3 separate regions of the Homo sapiens genome follow, and all the other regions are linked to region 3. Evidence: chromatin contacts called from ENCODE Hi-C or POLR2A ChIA-PET data. All regions are on one chromosome and are shown on one strand. Each heading gives the region's core, a stretch centred on a gene start or an enhancer-like site at or near the end of the contact. The rest is flanking DNA. Distances are from core to core; before and after follow the strand shown.

Region 1 (4,221 bases), core at 1,595-4,094, 1.0 Mb after region 3:
ACAAAAATATATTTTGAGAGCAGGAAAGAAGCAGCCACACAAAATGGTAGTCCACTGGAAAAGGTCTTAATGTATTTCTTATTTAGTCAGATATACTGTCAATTTTACAATACTAAGGGCACAAACAATTTCGATAATAAATTGGATATTTGTTTTTTGGAAAAGGTCTTTTATCTCTCCTTCCTTCCTTTTTTTTTTTTTCAGGCTCTCATTCTGTCACCCAGGCTGGAGTGCAGTGGTGTGATCACAGCTCACTGCAGCTTCAACCTCCCAGGCTCAAGTGATTGTCCCACCTCAGCCTCCTGAGTAGCTGGGACTACAGGCATGCGCCACCACGCCCAGCTAATTTTTGTATTTTTTGTAGAGACAGGGTTTCACCATGCTGTCTAGGCTGGTCTCGACGGCTAGGCTCAAGCAATCCACTCACCTCAGCCTCCCAAAGTGCTGGGATTAAAAGGCATGAGCCACTGTGCCTGTTGAAAAGGCCTTATTTTCTAACTCAATTCAAACATTTACTGAGGACATACTATGCTAAGTGTACTTGGTGATACAAAAGAGAAAACAACATCTTACAGCCTTCAGACTTTATAATTATCCTGCCTCTTCTCAGCTACTCCAGCATTTTTCCAGTCACCTAAAAGTGTCAAATCATTTGTTCAACAACATATTTCTGGGCTCTTTAAGGGCTTTAGTGGCACTGACAACTTCTTTGTCAAATGTACATTTGAAATGCCCTTTTGTATCAGTCTTCTTTCCTTTTCAATAATATGGCATTAGGCCTTCATTACCCTTCTGCTAGACTGTAACAAAAGCCTCCTAACTGGTGTCTCTGACTCCAGTTTCTCACTCTAATTCATCCTGCTTTTGTCAGAATTGCTCATTGAAAAAACTTGTTAAGCTTGGCACTGTGATGGGTGCTGAGGATACAAGAGATAAGATGTGAACTCTCTAACCTCAAGAAATTTAAAATCTAGTGAGGACGAGAGACGTGTAACTAGACCAGGAGTCATAATCTGTGAGACAGGTGCTCTGACAGAGGAAAGAAGGGAGGAGTGAAACACACAGGGAGGAAAAGGGGGGTGGAAATTTATTTTTTCTTTTACAAATAAAAAGAATGAGAGAAGCAAGGAAATTAACTGATTATAGCCAGTGTGCCAAGTGTGCTTCGCATTTATTATCTTAAATGTAGCCTCCCTTCTAAGAGATTCTTAAATCTCTATTTGATTGAAAAAAATTGAGCTTCAGAGAAGTTTGTTATCTTACCAGCAGTCATACAGCAAGGAAGTGCTGAATGAAGCTGGGACCTAGCTGGATTTGAGAATACATATGCATGCCAGGAAAATCTTGGAGGAAGTACGCTGGAACTATGTCTTAATAAAGGGAAGGATATTCCAAGAAAGGGAACAGATTTTAAAACGTTCAGAGGCAAAACAACACACATAGCAAGTAGCAAGTAGCTTGCAGTGGTGGAGTAAGAAGAAATAGGGAGAAAATGAGAAGAGACAAGCAGATAAATACCTTATTAAAGTACAGATCTGATCGTATCACTGTCTTGTTCCCTCTCACCTACCAAATAAACTGTAACACTACAGTTTAACTGTAGTTAAATGTAGTACTACATTCAGGGCTTTCTAGGATCTTGCAGTGCCAGTCAACTCCCCTCTTCTAGCTTATGCTCTTGCTTAGTATTTTTCAAAGATTACCTGCATTTAGTCGCTTTTGAACCTTTGCATTTTTCCTTCCCCCTGGAATTATCTCTCCCTTTCTCCTCACTCCGTCTCTACAGCAAATCCTACTCATCCTTTAAAATCCAGCTCAAATGCTTCCTAGTCCATGAAGCTTCCCAGTCGGAAAAACTTGCCTTTCCTCTGAATTCATTTAGCACTTTACACGTCTTTTGTGGCATTACCACAAGCTGTCCTGTTTATGAAGACTGGGTATTCAAAAGACCTTTCCTACTTAACAACTATGTGCCCCTAGGCAAATGCCTAACTTCTCTAAGCCTCAGTTTCACCTTCTGTAAAATGGATAACTTCCAACCTGTTTCACATTTATTGTGAATATCCCCTAAGATATTAAAGCTTTTTAAGTATGAAGCACTGCACAAATGGTATTATTAATATGCAGCGTTTGTCCTGAGAGCTCATTTACACCCTTGAAGGCATGTAACCTGTCTCACGCATATTTACGGGCCCAGAGTGCCTGGCACCATGTCTTGTACACAACAGGCGTTCGCGTCGTGTTTGAATTATGAATGCAAGATATAGGACTAAAGTTATAGTCAGGGCAGCTAGGGTGGGGACTCTTGTTGCCCCCGGCAAGGCACGCATTTCTTGTCATCTGCTCGGAAGAAGCTGCAAGGGGAGAGTCCAGTGAGAAAAAGGTTAGACGAAGGAGGCGATGTGACTGAGTCTGGTCTGGGGACAAGCGCAGTCAGCGCAGAATGAGGAGGCCTCCGACGAGAAGCGGTAAAGGAAGGTCTACGTCCGCGCTCCTGTGGAGGTCGCCGGGCTGGGGTTGGCGGCAGAGTCCGCACCTGGCCGGGCCAGCGGCTTTTCGGTCTAAATATCGGGGTTTTCAGCCTGGCCTTAGCTAAGGGAGCAGAAGATCGGGGTGACGGCTGTGGTGTGGCCGCAGGGCTGAGGTGGGGAGGCCGGGAAGAGAGAGTTTCTTCAGGAGGGATCACTGTCTTACCTGCAGCAGCCTCAGTTATGTTTTTGACAACTATAGCAACCAACTACCTCTCGCGAGAACTTACTTTTGGCCATCGCACGAGCAAGTTTATTCCAAGACTCGCGATAACCCTCTGGGGCCGGGAGCAGGGAGCGAGACGCTGAGCTTCTGCGCCTGCGCCCTAGCGCCGGCTGCAGCCTCCTCACTTCGAGAGCCTGCTGTTTCCGCGGATGCTTTACCTTGCCAAGAGTTGGGTTTAAGTGCATAGGTTTCCACCTTTACATTTTGCTTTCTCGACTCTTTGATTTCAATATTTCTCTATAATAGGAGGGAAAAAAGCAAAAGGAAGTTTAAAGAAAAAGGCCTTTATTAAACTGATTTGAAAACATCATTTAAATATTTCTCCGTGAAATATGCAATATTTTTTAAATGAGCCCGTCACGCCCTGTTGATGAGAGTGCAAAATGACCCTGCTTCTAGGTGCTCAATATTTGTACAATAAACAGACCTGAAGTTTATGATGTTAATACAAATTTTTAATATTCAAAATTTAACATTAAAGAGCTAGAATAGCAAAACACAATAGCAATAACCTGGAAACAACCCAAGTGCCCGTCGAAGGAATAGTGGATGAGTGGACCAATAAACTGTGGCATATTCACAAAATGGCATATTACAAGCAGTCAAAGTTAATGAACTGCAGCCATACACACAACACGGATGAATTTTAGCAGTATATATACTTTAAATTGTTGCAGTGTTAAGAGCCAGCTTGAAGGGACTCCCATGGGCCAAATAAGGGACAATTTGAGCATGAAGTAAACAACGACGATAACGGATTACAACCCATTGAATAAAATAGGAATATGCAAGTCCGTGTTGATACAGAGAAAAAGGAAAACTCTTTCAAAGTAGGATGCCAACCCAGAAGTGTAGCGAGAAGGATGGAAATAGAGAACTACCATTTGACAACTACTGAGGAGGATGACTCAGGCAGGAGTCTTCAATGGACGCTAAGGCTGGTGGGTAGATGTTCTATGAGGCATAGAATACTGGCGTGATTTTGGAATGCTTCCATGGAATACTACTTGATTACAGAGGGGGAAACAGTGAATGGACGCAACCAACATGATCAGGTGATCATGGTTAACATCACCAGTGTTGGGAGGAGTCTACATTGTGAGCCTCCTGGTGAAACACACTAAAAAAAAACACACACACACACACAAAGCATCCTTTTTGGTTTTCCTACCATGAAAGGAACTCAGGTTGTAGACCATCCAAGGACAAGAAAGACTGGGAACTGTCTCTGACTGAGGTTATATGACAACTAAATTCAATATGTATCTCTGTATAGCATTCTGGACCAGAAAGGAAAACAACATTGTTAGGACGGTGGGAAAAATGTGAATTAGCTCTGTGAATCGCATACCACCCCGAACATGCCCAATCTCATCTGAATTGGATGGTAGTGTTGTACCAATATTGATTTCCTGATGTGGAAGTTTGTTTGTTGTTAGGTAGGAGAGTGTCCCTGTTTAGGGGAAA
Region 2 (4,505 bases), core at 1,196-3,695, 1.1 Mb after region 3:
TCCCAGTAAATGCAGGAGACTCCATGAGCAGTGCAAATTAGTCTGTTACACACCATTTTAAAACATATAATCCATACAGGAATTCCAACTGGTTAACAAATTCCATAAAGAAATGAAAGTTGTCTCTATGAAGAGGGCACAATGAAGCACCAGAAATATGATAACCATAAGCTTTATTTAACTATAATTTTCTATATTAACAAGCTCCTTTCCTATTTATCTAAATCAAATGGCTTTTATTCCACACCAATAACCTGCAAATATGACTGCCTTGGACTCACAACTCACCCCTAAGGAATCTGCCTTATGTTTGGAATCTTATTTTCACTGCATTAAAGCAGTACAGAAAAAACATTACCATATATATGACAAGGAATAAGAAGATTCACAAACGTAAGGATAGCATAAACTCATTGTTCAGGAATGTGATTGGTTACCCCATCTAACAGTCTGGTGAAAAGTGCCCAGGGAAATGAACACACAACACAGAAATACAGTCAGAAAATGAAGAGGTAGCCAATGTCCCGTTCCCACCCCCACAAAACTCCAGGATTTCTTGATAGAATGAATGTCTGCATTACTATTTTTTTTTTAAGATTTCTCTGTATTAAGGATTCCATAAACTCGTTATTCAGCTCATTCCAATGCCTGGCCCAACTGGATATACTACTAACTTAAGCCTAGGTGCAAATCAGTGTTTTGTTTTTGTTTTTGTTTTTGTTTTTGGAGACAGGGTCTGGCTCTGTCGTCCAGGTTGGAGCACACTGGCGCAAATCTCGGCTCACTGCAACTTCTGCCTCTCGGGCTCCAGTGATTCTCGTGCCTCAGCCTCCCGATCCGCTGGGACTACAGGGGCGCGCCACCATGCCCGGCTAATTTTTATTTTTTGTATTTTTGGTAGAGAAAAGGTTTCGCCATGTTGCCCAGGCTGGTCTCCAACTCCTGAGTTCAAGCGATCCGCCTGCCTCAGCATCCGAAAGTGCTGGGATTACAGATGTGAGCCACCACGCCAGGCCAAATTAGTATTATTCTTTTAAGAACCGAAGAAGGCTCAGGTTGAAAATTTTTAATTAAAAAAAAAAAAGAAAAAAGGTTTCCTTGTTTTTAAATATTTTAATGGAAACATATGAGTCAGATTTCAAAAAGTAGGCTAACGGTGTTTAAATACTGTGCCAGTGTATTTGAGAAGCTGAATGAAAACAAAAGTACCTATATTTTAAAAATAAATACAATACAAATAAGGAAAAGTTCATTCTACGATTTCAATTTATCAATCAAGCTACATGGTAAAGAGAATCATTTCAATTGTTTTTCACCTCCACAGCAGTGTTTGAGGTTGGTAGGCTCTCCCAGGAAGCTTGGAATCTTAAGCAACTCTCAATTAGCCCTCAATTTCTCTATTTTAAATTAATCTGCTGACCTGTTGTGGGTAAACATCCATAAATTCTGCCCTGGCTGAGAAACATTTAACTTTTTCGTCTAGGATGAATGTGTGGGTGTGTGTTTGTAAGGGAGGGGTAACTCCTTTTGACCAAAGTGTTGATGGTTTTCTAAGTAAATACTTGCTATCCACAAGAATTTTTTTTTTCGTTTATGCTGCTTTTTCTCCCTTTCTGCACTATAAAGGCTGGCCTTCCAATTCCTGCCCCGACCCTTCACCGTGATCCAATCCCACAAGGTTCCCCTAATTTCTGCTCCGGGTGGCACCTGACGGCCAAAAGTGAACCCCTGCGGTTGTCGCCAGCTAGACGCGGATAGGGCGGACGACTGTCACCGGGGAGCAGGCGTGGGCCAAAGCCGAGGTGATTTCTGACTGCTCACTGGCGGGCCTCGCGTGGCTGAAGGTCTCCGAGCCCCTCGGTTCGCCCCGGCAAGCCAGAAGTGCAGCTGTCGCGGGGCAGGAAGCTAATCGCGGCCCCTGCGCCGCTTTGACAGGCCGAGTGAAGAGAAAACGGGCTCACTGCAGCTAACAGCCTCACCCCTTGGGCTAGGAAGCCACGGAAGCAAAACCTCCGCCCCGGCCTGAAAGCAACCGGGAGACCGCGGAACCACTGCCACCGACTCAGCCCTGCCCAGCAGGGGCCCGCCCAGGGGCCACTCCCCAAGGGAGGCAGCCAGTCACTCGCCCGCCCTTCCGGGCCCACTCCCGAGGGGACGGTCTCCCGCCCGCCCTCACACACAGCTAGCTCTTCAGGCCAGGCCCCCAGGGTTTCGTCCACCTCTCACCTTTGACGACGCGGTCAGCCCCGGGAGGGGGCGGCGGGGGCGGGGGTGGGGGCGGTGCAGCCCGGGCCGGCTCCGGGGCGGCCATGCTGGGCCCGGGGCTCGGCTAGGCTCTGGGCCGGGCGGGGTTGGGGGCGGGGGCGGCGGCTACCAGAGCCAAGCGGCGGCGCCGCCGGGGAACATGGCGGACCCTCTTTCCCTACAGAGGGGCTAAGACCGGCATGCACTGCGCGTGCGGGGGTGGGGGCGGGGTAGGCTCTAGGGACTTGGGCAAAATTACTGAAGCTAGGAGAGAAACAGGACGAGGCCAAGGGATCAGGTTAAAATTCTTTGCATGCAGAATGAAGAATGAGGAGGTGCTGCGATCGAACGACTGCGAGGAAACACACCCGCTCTCATGGCATTCCCAGTAAACTGAGAAGACGTGATTAAACCTCAGGATCTCCTACTAATAGAGAAATGTATAACGATTTAGCTACCAGATCTGAATACTGAAGGGTTGGTAGGGGACCAGAGAATAGAGGAAGCATTGTAGGTTCTAGAGTGGAGAAGGGACCATCCAAAATGGAGTTTGAAAGAGAATTCTGGCCTTTGTGTTTAGAGTCTGGAATTGTCAAGAGTCTGAAAGCACAGAATAAGACTGCAGCTAGAGCAATTTAGGCGCCATAGTTTGTCAAAACAGGTAAGGGGAATAAAGGGGATGACACCAAGAGATGTGCAAAGAATCTGAAGAATTCACCTGAAAAGGATACAACCTCCTCCTGGAAGGCAGAGGAGTAAATAGGGAATTGGAAATTAATTCCTTATTTCTGCACATGCACAGAATCTGGGCCCAGGTGACTTATGGAACCTTTATAGAGACCACGGTGACTGACACTCATGGGAAAGGGGGTAGAGGGGCAAGAACTGACTGTTCATCAAAAATTATTAGATGAGTGTGTCCACGACACCAGGAGATATGTTGAATCATGGACAGGGACCAGCATATCCACTAAGCTCTATATATCTTGATGGTGCAGGATCCAAGTGGGATGGAACAACCAATTCCTGCCCATCCTCCTGCTCAATAATACATGTGCTCAGAATCTGTTCATAATGCATGGTGGTAAGTAAGTAGTAGTCCGAAGGTCCAAGGAGTACCTTTCTACCTCTTCTTTGTGTCAATTTCTATCCTGAGACCCCAGGAAAAGAGGAAGGGAAAGACCCAACAATGGATTTTTTCCAAAAAGGGAACCCACAAGCTATTTTTTAGAGGGAAGAGTCTCGGGAGTGAGGCACAGGTGAAAATGGATCTTTCTGGCATGGAAGGGCCATAACACCACAGGGGAAGGGAAAGGGAGAGGCCCCCACGGAAGGAGAGGAAGGAAGGGACAGGAGGCACGTCACAAACTTATAAGATAGAGGGAAGGCACCTGGAGTACATTGATCAGGAGTGAGTCTGTAAGAAGAGCTTGAATCCCCAGAAAATCTTCCTAAGGAGGGGAGGAAGGAAGTGTATAATGTACTGAGTACTGAATGCTCTGTCAGGAAAGGGATGGGAAACATCCTAGCAGCAATACTAGAAAGGAAAGGCACCCTATTTTAGGACCCATTGATTCCCACCTTGATTGTATATCCTTCAACTCGTCTCTGGCTCCTCACTTCCACTCAGTCAAAAGCCACTTCATATATTTATCCAGACTTCCAGCCCCAATACAAAGAAAGCAAGAGCATACAAAGGGAAGAATGACAAGGAATTAAATAGAACTGTCTTATAGATTTATTAATGAAAAATACTTTACAAAAACAGTATGTTTGGCCTAAAATAGTTCAGCTGACTCTGAGGGTTTACATTGACGACTGAGCAAGTGGCAATAATGGCTGTGTTATTGAGGACAGAAGGCTGTGTTAGTGTGCCTGACTCCATCTGTTCAAAAGGGTGAATGTTATGTTGGCAGCTCCGCATTCTAGGCCTAAGGTTTGGAGGGCACAGGGAATGCTGACAGGCCATAATACCTGGGCAGGGGGGCTGCCCTGATGATGTCATCAGAACCATGACCACAGGGCTACATGTCCCCCCAAGGATGGGAGACAGGGAAGACAAAGGGTCAGGTAATAGGGATAGGTGGATAAAACAAAGAGTAGAAGTTGGGAGTATAGTAGGGAACAGAGGATGAGGGCTCAGGTGGAGGTGGGGACATAAAGCATCCAGGAATAAAATGTGACCTTAAAATCCTAAGGAATGGCTAGTATCCAGAGTAATACCATGGATTCATCTTTAAAGTGGCTCAGATAAAACCCTT
Region 3 (4,054 bases), core at 1,550-4,049:
ATTAACCTTTCATGCTGTTCTCTTTTAACAACAGTGCCCGTACTTTATTCCTGCTATCAAAAACCTCAATGGTTTCCTCACTAACTACAGAATAAGGTGAAAATATCTTGGCCTGGTAGAAAAGGATTTCTATGATCTGGCCCCATTTTATTTCCCAAACTTAATCCTCTCTGTATACGAATTACCACCTCCACTGCCTCTAAATCTTGCTACACTTTGATCTCTTCCCCCAAACGTTACAACTTTCAGCTCCTTTGTCTTCTTCCAGGATGCCTTTCCTCAAGTCTCACACCGTCCTCCAAAGCACAATTCAAATGTTAACTCCTGTCATCCCCAAAGCATTCCCTCACTGTGAGATAACATTATTTTTATGCACTTGCTACAGCACTCACTAAACTGCTGATAATTTAATGTTCAGGAGATTGTCCTCCGCACCTCCTCCCCACCATCAGACTGTGAACCCATGGATGATGGGGCCTGATTTTTTCATGCCTGTCCTTAAGTCCTCAGCGTCTAACCTTGGGTTTATTTTTTGTTTAATTACAGTTCTGTCTTGTAATATTTGTTTCTGTAAGTTTTGTCTCTTTCACTAGATTATAAGCTCTTTTGAGGTGAGGGATCACATTTTACCAATCTTGCTAGCACCAAGCAGAGGACTTTGCAAACAAAACATAAATGATCTTCAACAAAAGTCTGCTGCATTGAATGAGCATCTGGGATGAGCCTAAACCCAAAGCAATAGACCGCCACCTAATATATCTGTATTACTCCCCCTGGGGAGGCAGGTAGCCAGCCCAGTGGGTAGCCCTGCCCTCTATTTTTGAAGTAAGATCTTTCCCTGTCCCAGACCTAAACTAATCCCAGGTCTTTGTCAGCTCAGTGGAGGGCTGCAGATGGTAAAGTTTACACGGATGCATAAGGCGTATAGTCTCATAGTCTTTCCAGAAAAGCACAAATATGACAAATATGCATGCAGGTGGTTCTTCTGTCTCAGCAAATTCCAGAGCCTGAGCCCCAGAGAGGACACTCCTTCAAGCTCCTGAACTGGTGCAGGGGCCTGCTGACAGAAAGATCCCCAGAGGCCCTGTGGCCCATCCTTTCTTGGCTGCCTGCTCCTGAGCCCGCAGCAGCATCAGTGTCAGGCAGAATTCTGACAGCTGGAGGATACCACCCCACCACAGAATATGAATTAATTCACAGGGAGGCTCCTCGAGCAGGTTACCTCAGGTGTCCTGGCAAATACAGCCCGAAACCCTCTCCAAGGGGAGGCAAACAGGCCAAAGATCAACCTGCAAGAGTCCGGAGGGAGGAAAGTTCAGCAGTCCAGGCTACCTCTTCCACCAGCGTTCCGCTTTCTCAATCTCATCAGGCGGGCAGGGCCGGTTAGGAGGCTGACTGCTGTTCCTCAATTTCATTTCTTTTCCTTCATAAACATTTACAGAGTCACAGAACATTTTACTTTCTAGCTGTGTCATCCTGGGCATCCCTTACCTCAGAGATTTTCCTCACCCATAGAATAAAGATAATGATCTTTGCTCTGCATCCCTGACTGGCAGGCTCAAGTGAGAAGGCACAGGTGAAGGAGCTTCCTAAACTGCAAAGCCCTATGGGTATTATTGCCAATCACATTATCTGCGCCAACCCTCTAATCTTCCCGAGGAGGAAACCCAAGCTCAGGAAGGTCACGTGGTAGCCGTCAGGATGAGACTGGGCCCTTCGGAGTGCCTGTTATTCCCAGACGGTTTACTGAGTGGTGATCACAAGCACCACCCGGTGTCTCTCTCCCCTCTAGCGTGGATTAAGAAAAACTCCTTGGAAAACTTAGGTTAAAGAAAAAAGAAAGGGTTCCCGGGTGAAGCGAGGTGATGAGTTGTAAAGCCAGCTTCACTCTTCCCTCCCTGGCTCAGGAGGCTCCTGTCCAGGGCAACTCAGCAGCCTCGGCGTCCACATGGCTGACCGCCGCTGGACTCTTGCGGGCGATGGAGGACTGGCGGTGGCTGAGGTCAGCACCTCCCACCAGGCCACCCGCTCCGAATCTCATCATCGGGAGGAGTGAGGGGCCCGGCTTCAGGACAGTCCGAGGCGGCGGACTGGGGTGGGTGCAAAGGCCGGCTTGCATTTTGGGAGAGTGGTCCCTGACCCTCAGCCCGAGAGGTGAGAGGGAGTGAAGATACGGAAGCGCCTTTCCCTGGCGCCCGAAGAACAGAAATGTCTCCCTGTCTAGCGCCCATTCTCTCCCTTAAAGGAGTTATGTTTATTTTCCTGAACTGTAATATTTCCCAGGCCGGCGACTGGCCTGGGCTACCGAACGGCCCCTTGGGAAAAGTAGTTCGAGTTCACTTCCAGGTAAGTTCCCTTCGTCCCGGCTGCCAGCGCGTTTCATTCTCGGAGACCTCAAACCCCAGCGGGCTCCGCCAGCACCCCGAAAGCTGAAGTCCCGGCCGCCCGAGTCTCCAGACGGCTCGCATCCCGCAGAGGAACAAGAGGGAAAAACTACGCCTCCCAGCAGCCACCGCGCGCCTCAGTGCGCAGGCGTAGCCGCGCCTCGCCACCCCTCCCCCTCCCCCAACTGCTCCCGTCGGTCCGTTCCCGTGTTCCCCCCATCAGTTCTAATGTCCCCAGTCTCTCCGGCACCTCACACTCACCGCGAACTCGCGGCGTCGGATACAGCCGCTGTGCCTTCTCCAGGAAGCGGAGCGCCCGGTCGGGCTGGTTGCTCTGGATGGCCTTGAGGGCGATGCTGATACAGCGCTCAGCTTCATCCTTGTTGGATTCCATGGCGGAACCAGAACGCGGAACCAGGGAGGGGGAGGCCGGGCGAGCGAAGGGCTGCGCCACCCGCCGGCGCGTCGCGGGCAGCCGGGCGCGGAGTGATGACATCCACCCTCCGCCCCTCCTTTCCCGAGTTTTGAGCGAGGGTGGAAGTGCTACCGTATGTCTTCTAAGAAAGGGACGGCTGGTGTAGGTGTCAATAATGGTGCACGCCCAGATTCCATGTTCCGGAGGTCTTAGAGTTGAGTATGCGCCAACCCTCTAATCTTCCGGAGGAGGAAACCCAAGCTCAGGAAGGTCACGTGGTAGCCGTCGGGATGAGACTGGGGCCTTCGGAGTGCCTGTTATTCCCAGACGGTTTACTAAGTGGTGATCTATATACGTAATGTAACTACATACGTTTCAGACAAAGGTTATTTATTCACTGAACAGATATTGAGTGCCCACTGTTTGTGAGGCATGGTTTTATGATGGGGATACAGGGGTGAGCAAAACAAAGCTCCTGCTCTCATGGAGCTTACATTCCAGTGTGTGTAGGCTGGGGGAGCTCCAGATAGATTCAGATAGTGATAAAAGCTCTGAAGAAAAATTATGGAAAACACAGGGATAGAGAGTGGGAGGCGCTATTTTAAATAGCGCGATAAAAGAAACCTCTCAGAAGCTGTCATTAACAGGTACCAGAATTCAGGAACGATAACAGGTAGATGTGACTGTCTGGAGGAAGGGTGGTCAGGCCGAAGGAACAGCAAGTGCAAAGGCTCTGAAAAGGGAATTCTCTTGGTGAGTTATAACAGATCAGGAAGGCGAATACATTCTAGGGAGCGTAAAGATTCTACTACAGGCTGGGCGCGGTGGCTCACGCCTGTAATCCCAGCACTTTGAGAGGCCGAGGCGGGCGGATCACTTGAGGTCAGGAGTTCGAGACCAGCCTGACCAACATGGAGAAACCCCGTCTCTACTAAAAATACAAAATTAGCCGGGCATGGTGGCACATGGCCTGTAATCCCACCTACTCGGGAGGCTGAGGCGGGAGAATCGCTTGAACCTGGGAGGTGGAGGTTGCGGTGAGCCAAGATCACACCATTGCACTCCAGCCTGGGCAACAAGAGTGAAACGCCATCTAAAAAAAAAGAAGAAAAAAAAAAGATTCTACTACAGAGTGTAATCCAGTTCTATCATTATCCCGTTCTTCGAGGGCTATCACTCCAGTGAAAGCAATCTTGTGAAGGTTGCCAGTGACCTCCACGTTGCCGAATCCCCGAGTCATCTGTCAGCCCTTACA

Evidence for each region. A loop is a pair of places that touch in the nucleus more often than their neighbours do. ChIA-PET counts read pairs that join two places held with the same protein, here RNA polymerase II (POLR2A). Pooled maps may share reads with other maps.
Region 1: a map of naive thymus-derived CD4-positive, alpha-beta T cell shows a loop between it and region 3 (35-fold over the local background). The contact joins the promoter of CFAP70 here to the promoter of DNAJB12 in region 3. A Hi-C loop is called at or near these places in 1 of 168 maps with a recorded cell type or tissue (naive thymus-derived CD4-positive, alpha-beta T cell) and 6 of 50 pooled maps. POLR2A ChIA-PET finds 5 or more read pairs at or near these places in 1 of 52 experiments (naive thymus-derived CD8-positive, alpha-beta T cell).
Region 2: a map of CD4-positive, alpha-beta T cell shows a loop between it and region 3 (5-fold over the local background). The contact joins the promoter of PPP3CB here to the promoter of DNAJB12 in region 3. A Hi-C loop is called at or near these places in 4 of 168 maps with a recorded cell type or tissue (CD4-positive, alpha-beta T cell, CD4-positive, alpha-beta memory T cell, naive thymus-derived CD4-positive, alpha-beta T cell and 1 more) and 10 of 50 pooled maps. POLR2A ChIA-PET finds 5 or more read pairs at or near these places in 2 of 52 experiments (CD4-positive, alpha-beta memory T cell and naive thymus-derived CD8-positive, alpha-beta T cell).

The regions. Positions count from the first base shown.
Region 1 is chr10:73,356,020-73,360,240 of GRCh38, forward strand. It overlaps CFAP70 (cilia and flagella associated protein 70), which reads right to left and starts at 2,845. Exons shown (of 28, transcript NM_001367801.1): 1 at 2,759-2,845. RefSeq lists enhancers at 1,988-2,513, 2,450-2,669, 2,514-3,039.
Region 2 is chr10:73,493,579-73,498,083 of GRCh38, forward strand. PPP3CB (protein phosphatase 3 catalytic subunit beta) reads right to left here and starts at 2,446. Exons shown (of 14, transcript NM_021132.4): 1 at 2,227-2,446. The coding sequence starts at 2,311. PPP3CB-AS1 (PPP3CB antisense RNA 1) reads left to right here and starts at 2,174. Exons shown (of 5, transcript NR_132104.1): 1 at 2,174-2,239; 2 at 2,564-2,905. It overlaps USP54 (ubiquitin specific peptidase 54), which reads right to left. Exons shown (of 24, transcript NM_001391956.1): 24 at 3,960-4,505. RefSeq lists enhancers at 1,513-1,972, 2,463-2,652 and a silencer at 2,033-2,382.
Region 3 is chr10:72,352,120-72,356,173 of GRCh38, forward strand. It overlaps DNAJB12 (DnaJ heat shock protein family (Hsp40) member B12), which reads right to left and starts at 2,800. Exons shown (of 9, transcript NM_017626.7): 1 at 2,646-2,800. The coding sequence starts at 2,778. RefSeq lists enhancers at 2,257-2,386, 2,777-3,026.